Linked DNA regions of Homo sapiens: regions 2 and 3 are each linked to region 1. A link is a loop called in an ENCODE intact Hi-C map of the cell type or tissue named here. Cell type or tissue: heart left ventricle. All regions are shown on one strand. Links, peaks and the distances in the headings refer to the core of each region. The heading gives the core; the rest is flanking DNA.

Region 1 (8,145 bases), core at 2,145-6,144:
AGGGTAATTTAATTATTCATCCATATTACATATGTTTATTGCAGATATATTATGCACCTGGCTCTGATATTGTAAGAATTAGGTGATATTATAGATGATCATTTGACCAAATGCAGGACATATGGTGGATACTCAATAAATGTTCTCCTTTCCTATCAAGACTTGCAGCACTGACTGACTTTTCTCCAGGAAGAATTCACCTACCCACCTTTGGGAATGGGTCAAATGTGGAGTATTTGCAGACTGACTTCATTCCCTGTATCCCCTCTCCCTCTCCACTCCCAGAAACTTTCCCTCAGGGCTCTTGGAACCAGAATACCGTAGTAACTCTGACAGATGATCTTTGAGGGGAGACAAATGTCTGACACTCCAGGTCCTAAGTGACAGCACAAGGATATTCAAAGTGATCCTGCTCATACTAGATAAAGGCGACTTGTCAAGGGGGACAGGTTGTTTTCAGCATCAGCTCAGGGGAAGCCTGACAAGTGAATAGTTCTACTCATTCTTGGACCAGGCCTGTGGCCTTCCTTAAAGGTGAGAAAGATGCCAGGGTCACAGGGAGACAGAATGGTTTGGACACAGGTCAACTGGGAGGGAGGATCAGCTAAAGGGAAGGATACTTGGGCAGTGGACCCAATTCACTCAGTCCTCGTGAGTGCTCACTCTCACTGCATCCTTTGCGTGTACCTCACCCTTTGCTCTGAGTGCCTTCTCCACTATGGCCCCAAGGATGACCCTCTGTCCTCTCCTATCTCCCTCTCAATGGCATCCATTTCTGACTCTTGTTAGCGCTCTGCTTCTCTTTCCATTGTGGCCTTAGCCATGGCAACGAATGCAGGGAAATATAACAACATAATCCTCTTCACACCATTCAGTCCCCAAAGGTCCTTATTCAGAGTTCTCCATTTATCTGGTCATTAGATCTAATTAAATCCCTCCAAATTAAAGCACTGATGAGTGGCACCACTTTCTCTCACCAATTAAAGTAGAGGAGATTAAAGAATTCCCTTGACACTTGGTCCTTGTGAGGGTGGTAGCAGGGGAAGAGACAGAAACACAGAAGACTGTCCTTTATCTTCGAAGACAGTGTTGATGTAATGTGGGCTCCTGCCATGAAAACGGACGCTTTGTGTGGCTTTTCCAGCTGTGGTCGTAAATGTCCATTAAGTAGTCTCTTGTCCCTTGTAGAAATATTTCTCTTTCCAAAGATAGCGTGAACAGCTTAAACAAAGGATATCTAAGATAAGATAACTAAGTAGAAAACAAAAAGGGAAGTTGGGAATGGAGAAAAAGGGAGTTAACCAATATATTAATCCAAAAGATTAATTAACACATTCGTGGTAATTAGTACAGACTCTGATTGGAGCTTCCTAGTAGCTAAAGCAAAAAAGGAAACTATCCCCTATTCTTAGGGGATTAAAAAAAAAAGTTCTGATTCTAAATCCTGAGAATAACTTCCCATGTGGCACTTCATTTAGGAGACATTGGGTGATAGGCAACGTTTTCAATAATACTGCTTAATATTCAATATCTTACATGTAATATGTGATGTTCTGGGTGTCTAGGGTTTTGGAACAGTGCTAGCTTCTTTGAAGGGTTAATTTGCCCATGTAGGACTCAAATAGTGACCTCAGCTTTATTAGGACACTATTCAGGCCAACCCAGCTCACTGAATCAAGCAGAGAAGAGGGAAACGCCATGGACACCAACACCACATCTGACTCCCCAGCAAGGTCCTTTGGAAGAAGTACCCCTACGTTTTGTCCCTCTGAAAACAGGCCCATCTTTTCTACCCTGCCCCACTGATGTGCTTGGCTCATGGAGACAGTCATCAGACAGAAAGCGGGGTTCAGCACTCTGAGGACAGAGGCAGGCTTCAGGCTCATCCCCTGGAAATCGTCTCAGCATAGTCTGTCTCTCTTCATCAGAGCATTATTGAACCAGACCTTGTTTTCATCCCTTTTCTCCTGGCATTCCAGGATCTTATTTTTGGAGGGCATGCATGAAAATATTCTTTTCAGCCTTCTCTACTACTCAAAGTAGAATACATCCTTGTGTGGTTGAGAGGATTTGAAGGCACTGGGGTATGAAGGCAGAGGAACAGGTGAGATGATCTCAGTGCACTAACCCTGATGTCTGTTCCTTAAGGGGAGCCAGGCTTCCACTCAAACACAGGCCCACAGGGAAGCATGCTCCTACCAAAGAGGATTCTTTAGTGTACAACTTCCTCTGTTCTCATCCTAGGCTCCTTCAATGGACTCCAAGACAGAGCCTTGGGTTCAGTCAGGGGCAAGCCCATGCCCTACACAACCCACTCCCACCCCCCCCCCACCCCATTCTGGGCACTCATAGCTCTTCCTCTGGGTCTCTCCATCTCCAGACCAACTCAAACAGCTGTGTCTTTAAGATGCTTCCAGATAAGAACCCCCCGCCCCTTTGCCCTTGACTCAACAAAGTTTGCATTCAAGATCCTTCTAAAGAATGACCTTCTTTCTTTTCTTGTGTTCCTGTCTGCAATACTTGCCCCCCACTTCTGGGCTTGGCTTCTCACCCCAGGACCCTGGATTTCTCTCTGCACTTTGGACTAGTTCTTTGTTCCTCTTCATGTCATCCACTGGTATGATGGTTAATTTTATGTGTCAGCTTGACTAGGACACAGGGTACCCAGACATTTGACTAAACATTATTTCTGGGTGTGTCTGTGGGATTGTTTACAGATAAGATTAGCATTTGAATCGGGACTGAGTAAAGTAGATTGCCTTCCCCAGTGGGGGTGAGGATTATCCTATCTGTTGAGGGCCTAAGTAGAACAAAAGGTGGAAGAAGGGAGAATTTCTTCTCTCTGCCTGACTGAGTTTAGACATCTCTTGTCTGCTCCTATCCTCAGACTGAAACTTACACCATTCACTCTCCTGATTCTCAGGCCTTTGGGTTTCGTCTGGACTACATCATCAACTTTCCTGGGTCTCCAGCTTAAGACGGCAGATCGCATGACTTCTCAGCCTCCATAATCATGAGAGCTAATTTCCTCACCCATCTCTCTCTCTACGGCCCTCAGTTGGCCTACCAAAGTGAGGCAGGTAATGCCTCTACTGCTCTTGAAACTGCTTCCCGGAAACTGATCAAAACGTGAAGCTCAGCAGTTTCTCTCCTTACTGACCAAACCCTGCAGAAGCCCCAGCACTATTGTACCAGAGCATGTTCCATGTTTCTGAGTTTCAGTCTGGGGCTGTTTGCACGCTGTGGCAGCTGCCACCTGTTCACTATCACTAAGGGCAGAGAGAAGGCACAACATGGAAATGCAGAGAAAAAGAACATTTGTAAAACCTGCCCTTGACTATTGTTACTCCAGGTGTACTCTCCATTTCCATCTAAAGTCCTGCAAAACTTCTTGTTTAGTCCTTCGGACACAGTTGTTTCTTTTCATTGTGATTTCAGTGGAGAATCTGAAAAAGGCCGTTGTGAAGCAAGATGTGAAGGAGGCGGCTGCTAGTCATGATTTTCCTGAACCAAACTGCATACAGCGTATTTGGTTATCCGCCGGGACGGTAACCCTGGCAGCCACTCCTTGTGTGTCCTTCGGAGGAGGGCTCCTTACATTCTCCATGGCTTCATTAATAAACTGGCTGGAGGCTCATTTTGTGTATGAGGACGTAATGAGACTGCGCATGCCGAGTGTTGTGGCGTGGTCCTTGTCCCACTGAAAGGTGCTCCCTGGAGGTCAGCCTCATTTCTCCTTCCCCCTTTCGCCCTTTCCCTTTTTCCTTCCCCATCTCTTGCTTTTTCCCTTCTTGACTCAAGCCCGAGCTCCTGCAAGGCGTGGAGAGAAGCCTGCGCTGCCAGTTGCAGTAGGAGCATCATCTCCAAAGGGGGCGCTCTAACATCAGGAAACAGGCCTTCAGGGACCTTGACTGTGTCTATGAGGACTGTGCGCTGGTACCTATGGCTGGACATTTAAAAAATGGCTTTTCTGAAATCTTTGCCTTGATATGCTATCAATTTTTCCAGATGCCTTTTCAATATCTGTCTACAGAACTGTATGAAATTATAGTAAGTCCTACAGCTGGGGGGATGACGATATGACAGACATCTCTGGCTTGGATGAAAGAAGCTGGCGACATACTTCTGGCAGTGGGTCCGCTCTGGGGGACTGCCAAGCTGCAAGCCTCCCAAATAGGGGACGCTGGGTGCACCTAAGTGGGAAGCTACCTGCACCTCTTGTCGCTGTCTTCCTTCCTCCAGGTCCGCCTTCAGGCAGGAGGCAGATCTAGGCCGTACGCTTTTAGGCAGCACAGGGTGAGAGGCTGGCCAGGGTTTGCCTCCCTCTGCTAGACAGACCCCAGGGCCTTCAAGGTGGGACGAGGAGAGAATAAGGCCCTGAATAGCTTTTGTTAAGCTCTCCTGGACTGGAGAAAGCAGTTGTTAGGGGGGGCAAGAGGACAACACCTTTTCTAGAAATTAGAAACCTCAACTCATCAGCCTGTTGAGTGGTAGGAGGGAGGATCTTGCATCTCCAAAGGGCTCCTGACCACTCATCTCATTCCATTTATTACCTTTCAGGGTGCACAGGGCACAGGGAGCACATTCCACTGAGTTCTTGAGAAAAAGGATATGAGAAAGGTGAATAGCGCCTGGCATGTAGGTGTCCCCCACGTGGGAATGAGTGAGTGAACGCAAGCATCTGAAACAAACTGAAAGCCTCCCTTCCTGTGGGGGTTTTCCCCTCTTTAATTTATACAGATAAAAGGCTTATTTAATAGAGGGCTCTGAAGGCTGGGAAGTTCAAGGTCATGGCCCTGACTTCTGGCCAGGGCTTTTGCACTGCCTCATAACATGGCAAAGAAGGTCAAAGGGTGGTAGATACTTGCTAAGAGGTAAAACTCCAGCAGCCTTCTGGAAGAAAAGAAAAAACAAAAAAACGAAAAAAAAAAACAAAAAAACCCAGCCACTCTCAGGGGAATGAATCTGTTCCTGTGGGAACTAATCCAGTCTGGCCACAGTGAGAATGCAATTCATTACTGCAAGGATGGCACAGTGCCACTCACAAGGCATCAGCTGCTATGACCCAAACACCTCTCCTGTGGGTCTTTATCTCTCTCCATGGGAGGACCTGGGCATTAAAAGGGAGGATCTGCTAGGAGACAGCTTGGGAGGGCCAGAAGTGCTCCTGTGTCTGCAGAGGCCTGGGGAGGATGAGGGTGGCTGCACAGCAGCCTCAGGGATTATGGGGAGTGCTGCATCCTCTGATCCAGCGGCCCCCGTGTCCGGGCACAGGAGAGCCCACGAGGAGCAAGGTCCCAGGCATGTGTTACAACAACCTGCGGGTTGCTATTTAACAGCACTTGTCATCTTGTCCGTTTTGTCCACCTGCCAAGCCTGTTTCCACCGAGCTCTCCAGAGTGGGAGGCTGCTGAGGCTCCCATCTGCGGCTGATAACAGACGGCCTTGCCTTGCGTGAAGCGCAGGAAGTTAAGAAGCTTTTCTTTGCTGTTGTGGAGAGACCTCTGGCTCGAGGCAGTGCTCTCCGAGGGCAGCGGAGATACTGTCAATTACAAGCCTGTCCTTCAAGGCTCGGGGCTGGGCTGCGACAGGCTGTCTGCAGTTGGATGTGTGCGCACATCTGGGAGAAGCCTTCGTGCTGGGAGCCCAGTGGGGTTTGGCACTGGGTGGGCCTGGGTGTTCCCTTTTTCCTTAACTCATTGTAAAGTAATCTGTCAAGATGACATCACCTTAGGGGAAAATTACATCCTATCAAGGTGATCCTGTTTAAGTGGGAGTCTATCTAATATATCTATCATATTAGTATGTCTGCCCCGATTATGCATACCTCTGACACCCTACCCCAGAGATTCCCACACTTGTTTGGTTCAGAGCATTGTTAGTCTATCAGTAGTTTTTCATGGTACCCTCATGACAAAAGAACTAACAGCTGCATTTTTTCAAATAGCTAGGGTCAAACAACTTTATAAGTATTAATGTCCCAATAACTTAATAGCCATTTGAAAACATTATGAACTGAAAGAAAAAACATTTTTATTTTATTCCTAAACAATAATTATGTACGAATGGGCTGTGTGCACCTGTTGGGCACTGCACAACTTCTCAAATGTTGGACACCAACACTTTGTTTCACAATGATTTTTATGAAGGACTTGCTTCTTATCGCAGCAACCACAGAAAACACACCTTCAAAAAGATATGACCTAACAGACAGGAAATCGTGAGATCTAATGTTGAAACTGTAAACTACTTTGAGTTAGTAATTTGCTCAATGTTTAGTGGAAGTTGAGTAGCTTTGTGTCTCTCTTCAAAAATTAACATATACTACAGGAATGTGAGTTCACTATGGTGACCCAGGATACCTTGTTACATGATTTGGGGACTGTAGCCCTACTCTATGCATTTATTGTATATTCTCATGTTTAAGGAAATGGGGTGAACTAGAAGCCTGGTTGGGAGCAAAGAATGAGGAGATAAAAACTGCTGAGCTTAACCTACATCTTAACATTCTCAGGGCACATTCTCAGGTTGTGCTCTTTCCTAGTAAGAGTCATGAAGCTGGAGTCTTTCCTGGGAGTGTTGAAGACAGATTGTATTGGGCAGGATGAGGCATTTCCATGAGTTGGAGGGCTGGGTCCATAGAGTCATGCCTAGTATTTTCTGATCAGTTTTCCTCCAACTATTCGAGATCCATTTTCCTGGCTTCCTTCCTTCCTTCTTCAACAACTGTGTATTGTGGTTCTTCCCGTGTGAGCATAGTACAGTGATGAAAAGCAGGACTCAGGAGCAAGACTGCCATCTGCTACCTGTGTGGCTTTGAGAGTATCTGACCTCTGTGCTTCAAATTCTATATCTGTGAAATGGGTTTAATAAGATGGTGCACCTCATTGGCTTGCTATGTGATTGAAATGATCCAGTGGAGATTAGAACACTGTTTGCCGTGATTCTGAGTGAGCAACTGAGCAAATAACTGTGACAAAACAGACATGGTCTCTGCTTTTACCTGGCTTACAGTCCAGGGGCAAAGAAAAATATCAAACCAGTATTTGGCCACACAGTTAACTGATTACAATTCTGATGTGTGTTTCAAAGAAGTGTAGTATTCTATGGGAGTATGTAATATGAGGATTTAACTTAGATGGAGGCAGGGGAAATGGTGTCTCATAATCCTTCCCAGAGTAAACAATGTTTAAGTCAGGACTCAAAAAAGTTAAATAGGAGTGATTTCAGCTGAGATCTAGTGGGTGAAGCAGGTCTAGAAGAGTGTCCCAAACAGAAGGAACACGATGACAAAGACCTTGACTCTCTGGCTAGTGGTCAAGAACAAGGATGAGAGAGTTAGACAGGGTCAAAATCATGCAGGGTCTTGGTAGTCCTTGCTAAGGAATCTTTAAGTTTTCTTCCCAAGAATGACGAGACAGCATCAGAGGTTTTTGAGCAGAGGAATGGCATGATGTTATGTCTTGTAAAAGGTCATTTTGGCTGTTGGCTGAAGACTAGGCTCCAGTGGGCAAGAAGGAAAATGAAAAGACCAGTGAGGAGCTTATTTGTAAATCCTTTGGGGGAGATGAGAAGTGACTCTGTATGGTGGCAGTAGAGAAGAGGACAGATTTGAGAGATAATTTGGAGGTAGGAGAGATCTGGTGGCTTGACTGTGAAGAGACAAGGGAAACCAGGCAAATGCCCAGGAGTCTCCCCCAGAGCAGCTGGGAGGGAGGAAGGTGACTTGACAGGGTCGGGGTCCCTGGAGGAAGGAGCATGTCCATCAAAGGCACTTGGAGCTGATGATCCCACTCTCCCAAACCACTTCCTGCAAATGCTTCCTAGATAATTGAAATAAAACAGGGTTTCTGTGTTCCCTCCTGAACTATAACCATCTCAGGCCTTCACTTTATTGTGTATAAAGGCTAGTGCATCAGGGATGGAGGAGGAAGACCTCCATTGTGACAAAGAACCCGTTGTGGCTTTAAAGTTCTTAATTGAACCTAGGACATATTTGGAGTAATTAGAAACAAAGTTTATCATTATGCTGGCCACGAGCAGGCCTGTCCACACTCACTGTCAGTTCCTTTCCCCCTCTCTCTGTAGCCATCTTTCTTTCTTGTATTGAAGGAAAAAATGTTTTTGATATTAATTAAGTTACAT
Region 2 (4,000 bases), core at 1-4,000, 180 kb after region 1:
CAAGAGTCAGTTCATTGTGGGCTGTTGAACTGAGGACCTCAGTGTTTTGCTGGCTGTTGGTAGGAGTCCTCCCTAGCTAGATTCCTTACTACATGGGCTCTTCCATGGAGCAGTTCAAAACAGACCAGCTGTCTTTCCTCAGAGTCACCATCTATTGGTAACCTAATCTCAGAGGTGACATCCCATCACTTTTGTCATACTCTTGTTAGAAAGAAGTCAGTAGGCCCAGCCTGAAGTCAAGGGGAGGCACTTGCACAAGTGTGTGAGTATCTGGGAGCAAGGATTATTGAAAACCATCTTAGAGGCTCCTATTGTACCTATTTTTTCTTCAACAATAATTTCCAGAGAATAGGACACAGTAAATCCCCCAAGGGCAGGGACTGGGTTTTCATCACCACTGAACCCCCGGCACTTAGCATGGAGCACAGAGAAGGGACCTCAGGCCCTGTCCAGCATGCCTTCTCCCAGAGACTCCCTTCTTTCCTAAAGAGAAACAATTTTCTGGATAAGACACAGCCTTATAGAGCCTGATGGTGGGAAGGGTATTTTCACCTCAATGGGATTTGTGGTCTGAGGTCCATGTCATTCCTAAGCTGGGTGTGGAGCCATGCCTGACTCTACTTATTCATTCCCTTTCATTACTTGCACTCTTCCTCCACCACCTCCCAATAGCTTCTAGGTGAAAGAGAAAGAATGTGATATGCCGGGAGATATCACAAGGCATGGCAATGAATATCAAGGAAGGTTGGAAGGCCAGGATAGAAAGAGACAAACTTCTCCCACCTCTGGCTGCTACCACACTTAAAATAATATAAAACATTCATTAAACATCTACCCTGCACCAGATACTTTCTCACATTAGTTCACTTAATCCTCACCACAAGTTTTGAAGGTAAACATTTAATCCACTTTCTATAGTTTTGAAAACTGAAATTCAGAGGTGAAGTGACGTGCTCAAGTTCGCACAGCTGGTAAGTAACGGAACTGGAATAACGGAACTGGAATTCAAGCCCATGCCTTCTAATAACCCTTGGTGCTCTTTCCATGTTAACAGATTGAAGATAATGGGGAGGAGGGAGTGACAGTCTACTCTACCCAAGAGTTAGCATTGCAAGGGTTATATTACTGTGTTGTTGTTGTTGTTGTTGTTGTTGTTGTTTAAACAATGGTTGTAAATTGTACAGCTGGGGAAGGTATAGTTAAACATTTCCATCACCGATGACAAAGACAAGTTGGTAAAGGTTAGAAGAGTGCCATTCTCATTACCATAGAGCCACATTGGCTGATCTCCCTCCTTGAACAAAGACTTGGTTGTGCACAACCTTTTGACTGAGTCCCAAAGCCACAAGAAAGATTTACACACAGTGAAGAGTTCCAAGGATGACATGAGCAAAGGCAGCCCTCTTTACTGCATGGAGGGTAGACAGAGTTTCTCAAGATAACTATGGGAAGCAGGGATACATCCTTTTGTATGTAAAAGTTCTGGCGAATTTGTGTTTAAAAATTGAATGTCATTACCATAGAGCCTACTTCTAAGCTCAGGAGGCAGAACTCAGCTGAAAGAGGTCCCTGAATTCCTTCTAGAAAGGATTGAAATTGGAAGGAGGTTGGTGGGGATGGGAAGGAGACAGTAAGGAGGAAAGGCCACCTTCTTTACCACCCTGCCACTGTTATATAGCCTCTTTTATGTGTGTGAGCATGCACATACACACACATACACACGCACACCCTTACCCAAATCTGACAACATTCACTCTTTCGTCCATTCATTGTAGGGTGTTTCTACTCAAATATCAAGGGCTTTCTTAATACTTCTGCTTTTCCCCAAGACCTATCAATTCTGGTAGCCTACTGCTTTTAAACTTCTCCACCTAAACAAACTCTGGGTGGGTGTCTGCAGATGCTTGAAATGATCTCATCCTAGGACTTAAAGAGACCTCTAGTGGCTGTCACCTTATTCCTCTCCTTGCTTCCAGACTGGTTGCACCAAACTCAGCCCCAGCCAGTGTCAATCCATCCTTTGCTACTATTGATATGGAGTCCCAGCATCCAGATGTGATTTTCTTGAATCTCACTGGCTGCAATAGAAATTCATATATGCTAAGGCAAGGAAGAAAAATACATTTTACTACAAGTAAATTGTAGTGATAAATACAATAAACAACTAGGAATCCTCTTTTAAAAAACTTGGCAAAATCAGAAGGCATACCAATTTAGAAAAAAATTTATTAAATGACTGCTAGATATTAGATGCACTGTGATTCTGTTACTCTTTTGTTTGTCTGTTCCAATTAATTTATCTCATTACCCACCCTCTCCTCCCCCACCAACATGGGAAAATATTGGGAGAGAACAGAGTTAAGGCTAGGAAATCCGGGTTCAGGTCCTAACTTGGCCGTTTTGTAACTTTCATCAACTCAGCAATATCTGCATGCATAGAATGAAGAGGCTGAACTGCATGATGTCTAAGTCTTCACCCAGCTCTACGTTTCTATGAATCAGGTATATGCAATGCCATGCAAGCAGCTGAGATGCATTGCAATCATTGTGTTATGCCATTCCTTTCAGAAAGAAAGGGCTTGGCCTCCCCATCCAGGCTGCTGCCGCCACCGTGCATTGTTCAGGGAATGCAGTAATGTTACAGTTGGCAGGTGCCTCTGCTTAACTCATAGCTCCCAGGAGCTGGCTGTCAGGGGAAAATTCAAAGTTACTGCCAGTCCCTTCTGAATTGCTAATATAGGATAGCTGTGGAGTCTCTACTGGAGGCCCCTATACTACTGACCCCCTCAGCCATGGACAGGGCCTGCTGCCATTTCACTGGTGCACCAGCCTCCCAAACCATGTGCTCCTTCATGGCTGCTAATGACATTCAACACACACAAAGAAATGGTGCCCTGACAAATGGAGTTCAGCCTCTCCAGTCTCCCAGGCTCAGAGCACTAGTCAAATCCATTTCAAAAACATCCTGCTTGCAAAGCAGCCTCAGACTACTTGGGCTAAAAGGCTTAGTGCTCTTGGCTTCTGGAGAGAGGTGCTCAGCCCCTGGCCCCTAAAGCAGTTTATGTGTTGACCCATCCATAGGTGCTACCATATCAGAGAGCATGAGGTGAATGGGCTGGGAAAGAGTGTTGGAGGCAAGAAAGGTGTGGAGGTTGGAGCAGTGTTCTTCTCACCATGTTTCTTGAACTGGTGAGGAAAGCGTCCCCCTCCATCACTGGCAGTCCCTTGAATGGGTATGGTGTGTATAAGCTGGGGGACTGTCTTAGTCCATTTGTGCTGTTGTAACAGAATATTGGGTAATTTATAAAGAACAGAAATTTATTTCTCAGAGTTCTGGCAGCTGGGAAGTCCAAGATAAAGGCCCTGGAAGGTTTGGTGTCTGGCAAGGGCTGCTCTCCACTTCCAAGATGGTGCCTTGTTGCTGCATCCTTTTGAGAAGAAACAAACTCTGTGTCCTTACATGGTGGAAGAGAATGGAAAGGAATAAACTCACTCCTTCAAGCCTTTTTTTCTTTTTTGAGATGGAGTCTCACTCTGTCACCCAGGCTGGAGTGCAGTGGTGCAATCTTGGCTCACTGCAATCTCCACTGCCTGGGTTCAAGCAATTCTCCTGCCTCAGCTTCCCAAGTAGCTGAAATTATAGTCGTGTGAGATATTTTATTAGAGACAGGATTTCCCCATGTTGGCCAGGCTGGTCTTGAACTCCTGACCTCAGGTGATCTGCCCGCCTCAGCTTCCCAAAGTGCTGGGATTACAGGCATGAGCCACCATGCCTGGCCTCCCTCAAGCCTTTTAATAAGGGCCCTAATCCTACCCTAAGGGCTCCATTCTTAATGATGCCACCTCTTAATACTATCTCATTGGCGATTACATGTCAACATATGAATTTTGGGGGACATATTCGGACCATGGCAGGGACCAAGGAGAAAATTTATATTTTTGTGTCATGGGAGACAATATAAAGTTCAGAATAATCATAATAAGGAGATCAGTATGGTAG
Region 3 (4,000 bases), core at 1-4,000, 550 kb after region 1:
TAATATTCTGTTATTTGGCTATACCACATATTGTTTGTTCATCAATAAATGGATATTGGATATTGTTTCCATTTTTTTGATTATGAATCATCCCTGCTTAATAATATAATGCATTACATTATAAATAATAATATAATATTCATGTACATGTTTTGCACAGACACGTTTTAATTCTCCTGGGTATATAACTAGGAGTGTAACTGTTGTGTCATATTGGTAACTCTATGCTTGACACTTTGAGGAACTGTCAAGCTGTTTCCAAATTGGCTGCACCATTTTACATTACCACTAGCAACATATAAGAGCTCCAGTTTCTCCATATCCTTGTCAACACCTGTTATTGTCTTCTTGTTAAATTCTAGCTATCCTACTGGGTCTGAAGTGGTACTTCACTGTGGTTTTGATTTGCATTTCTCTAGTGACTAATGGCATTGAACATCTTTTCATGCTTATTGATGATGTGTTTATCTTCTTTAGATAAATGTATTATAATTTTGAGCAACTTTTAGTCAACTATTCGGTAGAAATATATAAAATATTGTATCTATAATCTTCCAGCACTGTGTGACATTTCCCAACAAGCCACTGATGTATTTTCTTACCCTAAGTTACTTTTGATGTTTAAATAAAAACTCTAAGATAATATCTAAAACCAGTCTTGAAATTCCACAGCATAAACATGGAAGTGGGGTGCAGGGAAAGTAGATGGGTGAAATTTCACTTGATTAGATAGCTCTTTCTAGCCAACAGCCCATTTCCCAAATCTACTAAAAGTCAACTAGTAAGAATTTCTGGAGCTAAATGATGCGGAAGAGGTTGAGTTACAGAAAATTCAAGATGATGAAATGATGGTAAGAAGAATAAAGCACAGATTCAGTTTCAGATGAAGGAAGTTCACGAAACGTTACAAAGGTAAAGCAACTTATTTGGACTTAGTAGTAGAGAGGTGTTGAACTGAGAAAGATAACTAAGAATTATTTCCTAGGACAGTGGATGATTATAGTATCGCTTGCCCAAAGGAAGAGGGAGGAGGAAAAGGAGAACAAAACAAAACGTAAATATTCTGAAGGAGGATTCATTATGTGGCAGTGGTTTCTGCTGCTCTTTTAAGAGGAGAGATACGAAAAAGGAAAAAAAAAAAAGTGGGATCAATCTAATTTGGGCCACAATGGACTTGGTCTAGGATATGTTAAGTTGCTGTTCCAGGAGAAGCAGATAGCCATACAAAGAACCCAGAAGGAGTTCAGGAGAGGATCTGGGTTAAAGATGCTGTGGGAAAAAGAAAGAGCCACAGGCATTCATATATGAAGGAGAAAAACCCTGCATTCTTCTTAACTCCTTTCAAGCCAACTCACTCTTGTTTCAAACAATGGGGAACAACTTAACTCAGTGATATAGTTATGAGATGCTAATGAATGAAAATAATTGATTCTAATTATCTCTTCAACACCCTTAATGTACCCGTAAAAGTAATCACATGTCTTCCTTTAGACTTCTCTGAACTGCATCATGCATCTTGAACTTTCTTTGCTATGTAGGTTTTTAACTACCTAACATTTTTCTCTAAATAAGGCAAAAGAAAACAAAATCAACAACATCAACAATAAAAATGATGATTTTGGTGCCATGCTCTCTCCAACAAACAAAAGAAGGCAAAATTGTGAGTAAGTCAGCACTAGTACTTTTACATGCTATATACTACAGAGCCCCAATCGGTAAGTCTGTTCTCTCTTGTTGGTGTGTTCGTGGAAAAGAACATGACAGCAGAAACAGACAGAGACCTTAAAAAGCAATTAAGGGTGAGGAATCTCCTGCCAAACAGCTAGTGCAGATAGAACCTTTTCTTCCATAGACCTTAGCCTCATTCCATAGCCAAGAAAAAAGCTTGATAAATACTATATGATGAACAAGTGATAAAATGTATAAAAACTGCGATGAGGAATGACCAATGGAAGAAACCAGGTGTCACTCAGAGACTGAGTGGGTTATTGTGCTTCCTGTTTCCTGTAGGTGGCGACAAACTCCTTGAAGAGGAAACAGAAAGCAAAGTTAAAAGGCTGGTGTGTGTCTAGATTGAAGCGCTGAAGAATTTGCTTGAGAGTTGGCAATTTCTCCTCCAAGGCAGCTCTTCTTCACTGGTATTGGCAAGCTCTAGATTTCAGAAGTGATTCACCTGCGCCACGTTATTTATGAGCTGCTTTTTCCCCTTTAAGTGCCCAGCTTCACATTAACAGTATGAACAGCTTCACTGCAGAGCTCAACCGTGCCTATCACGTAAATGGAAGGTTCGTTAGAGCATCTATTAAGAGGATTTTCAAAGGCAAAATAGCATTTTAAAGCCATTAGCATCCCTTAAGTTCTATAGAAGAAATGTTAACCAACTGCTATTTAAAACCATCAACCAGAAATGGCCATAGGTCACCAACAATCCCTTAGATTATCTCCCCAGAGGGCTCTCACACCTCTATATGCTCCCGATCTTTCAGGCCTTGTAGTGAGAGAGCATCAACGTGAACTCTAGGAGCACGTCCCAGACGTGCATCTCCTGGAGGCAGCCAGGGCTTGGACATCAGTCATCAATAAGGGTCCTTGCCAAAAAGAAGTGGTGGGGGGCAGCAGGAAAGCAGGGTGCTTGGTCAAACTGCAATAAAAGCAGGATGAAGAGAAGGGTGTGTCTTGGAGGGCATACACAAGCAACCAAGAATTAGATCTTATGTCCTAGGTTTTCACTATTATTCTCAAGATACAATTTTTATAACAAATATTTTCTGCCAACCTCTTAAAATTTTTAAACAACAGCAGCCAAGACTGACTTCTACTCGGCACAATTACATAAGACCAAGCAGTGTGTTGCTCTCATTTTTGAAGCTTTGTTTTAAGCTCCCTCATTAATCTTTCAGTCTTTTCTCATCTCTGCCTGACTATAACTGCCCTGAATTTATCCAAGCCTGCAGAATGCCAGGCTCACTGGAGTCTAAATCACCAAGAGCTGAATACACAGTCCACTCATGGGACTCTACACTTCCATCAGAAAGAACCAATCACAGCTTAGGAGAGGTAAACCTCTTTTTAATTGTATTCTATGATACTAACAGGCATTCATTACACATGGACCTTAAAACAAGATTTGCTCTTGGCTGCTCATAATTGTATTTCTACAGCAGTTTAAACCGTTGGCACCTGCAATTGCTAGCAGGCCTAGGCTAAGAATTTCTATTATCCCAGTTTCAAGGGTTACATTTAAAATAAAACTCAGAGGGGCAAAACATTACATACACACATATTTACACAAATTAAATACTATGCACAAGTCAATACCTTCTGCACACAAAACTACATTAAACTCAATTAGCCCTAAGCAAAACTACAGGAAGCAGGTATTCTATGAACCAACGGAGCTGTTCTGTATAATAAAGAATATAAAAGCAGCTAGATTATAGAGTTCTGCAGAACTGTCAATAAATGCTTTTAAAGAAATCATTATCAACACTGATTTCTAAATTAATTAACTTAAAATTAACACAAAACAATCCAACCCAAGGTATTTATATATAAATAACCTCTGGTTTCTGGGTTCTAATAAAGAAGAACTTTTGAAGCATGTATGTATGTGTATGTGTGTCATTCAGGGCTTTTCCAGAAGGATATTCCTAAGTCACAAAACAGCCACCAGACTAAAGTACAATGTCCTTCTTGTTATGGTTTACTACTTGATTATGACCAAAATTAAATTATACAAATATTTCACTAAATATCTTCTCAAACCTTATAAATATTAATATGAACTCAATTTCCTATGTGCCCAGCATTTAAAAATCCATTTAAAAATCTCAGAAACTAATTTAAGATTTCCATCTAGAATACAAATTAGCAAGTCCTCTTCCTAGCTCTGTTTTGCTCAGCACCCATATCTGCACATTTAGTACTAAATGTCAGTTGGTAGCACTTAAAGATGATGAATATTAAAAGCATGCTTCTGCCTGCTAACATATTAGAGCTT

The links. A loop is a pair of places that touch in the nucleus more often than their neighbours do. Peaks named below come from ENCODE experiments on the same cell type or tissue, not always from the same donor. Only the 100,000 strongest peaks of a DNase experiment are listed, where the experiment ranks them.
Region 2: a loop joins it to region 1, with 13 times the contacts of the local background. A loop is called at or near these places in 28 of 110 quality-filtered maps.
Region 3: it touches region 1 in a loop (4-fold over the local background); 13 of 110 quality-filtered maps call a loop at or near these places.

What each region holds. Positions count from the first base shown.
Region 1 is chr11:114,770,960-114,779,104 of GRCh38, forward strand. LOC105369506 (a long non-coding RNA gene) reads right to left here. Exons shown (of 3, transcript XR_948042.3): 3 at 6,012-8,145. It also overlaps a transcript of NXPE2 not described here. Among named protein-coding and RNA genes, the nearest start is that of NXPE2, 97 kb to the left of the region's middle. In heart left ventricle, for the core only: a CTCF peak has its summit at 3,869; a DNase peak (open chromatin) is centred at 3,842; H3K27ac peaks cover 1,097 bases.
Region 2 is chr11:114,951,300-114,955,299 of GRCh38, forward strand. No RefSeq gene overlaps it. Among named protein-coding and RNA genes, the nearest start is that of NXPE2, 270 kb to the left of the region's middle. In heart left ventricle, for the core only: a CTCF peak has its summit at 1,942 (motif pointing left); no DNase peak of the experiment used is centred there.
Region 3 is chr11:115,322,761-115,326,760 of GRCh38, forward strand. The region is part of intron 1 of CADM1 (cell adhesion molecule 1); the gene reads right to left. Among named protein-coding and RNA genes, the nearest start is that of CADM1-AS1, 72 kb to the right of the region's middle. In heart left ventricle, for the core only: a CTCF peak has its summit at 2,000 (motif pointing right); no DNase peak of the experiment used is centred there; H3K4me3 peaks cover 352 bases.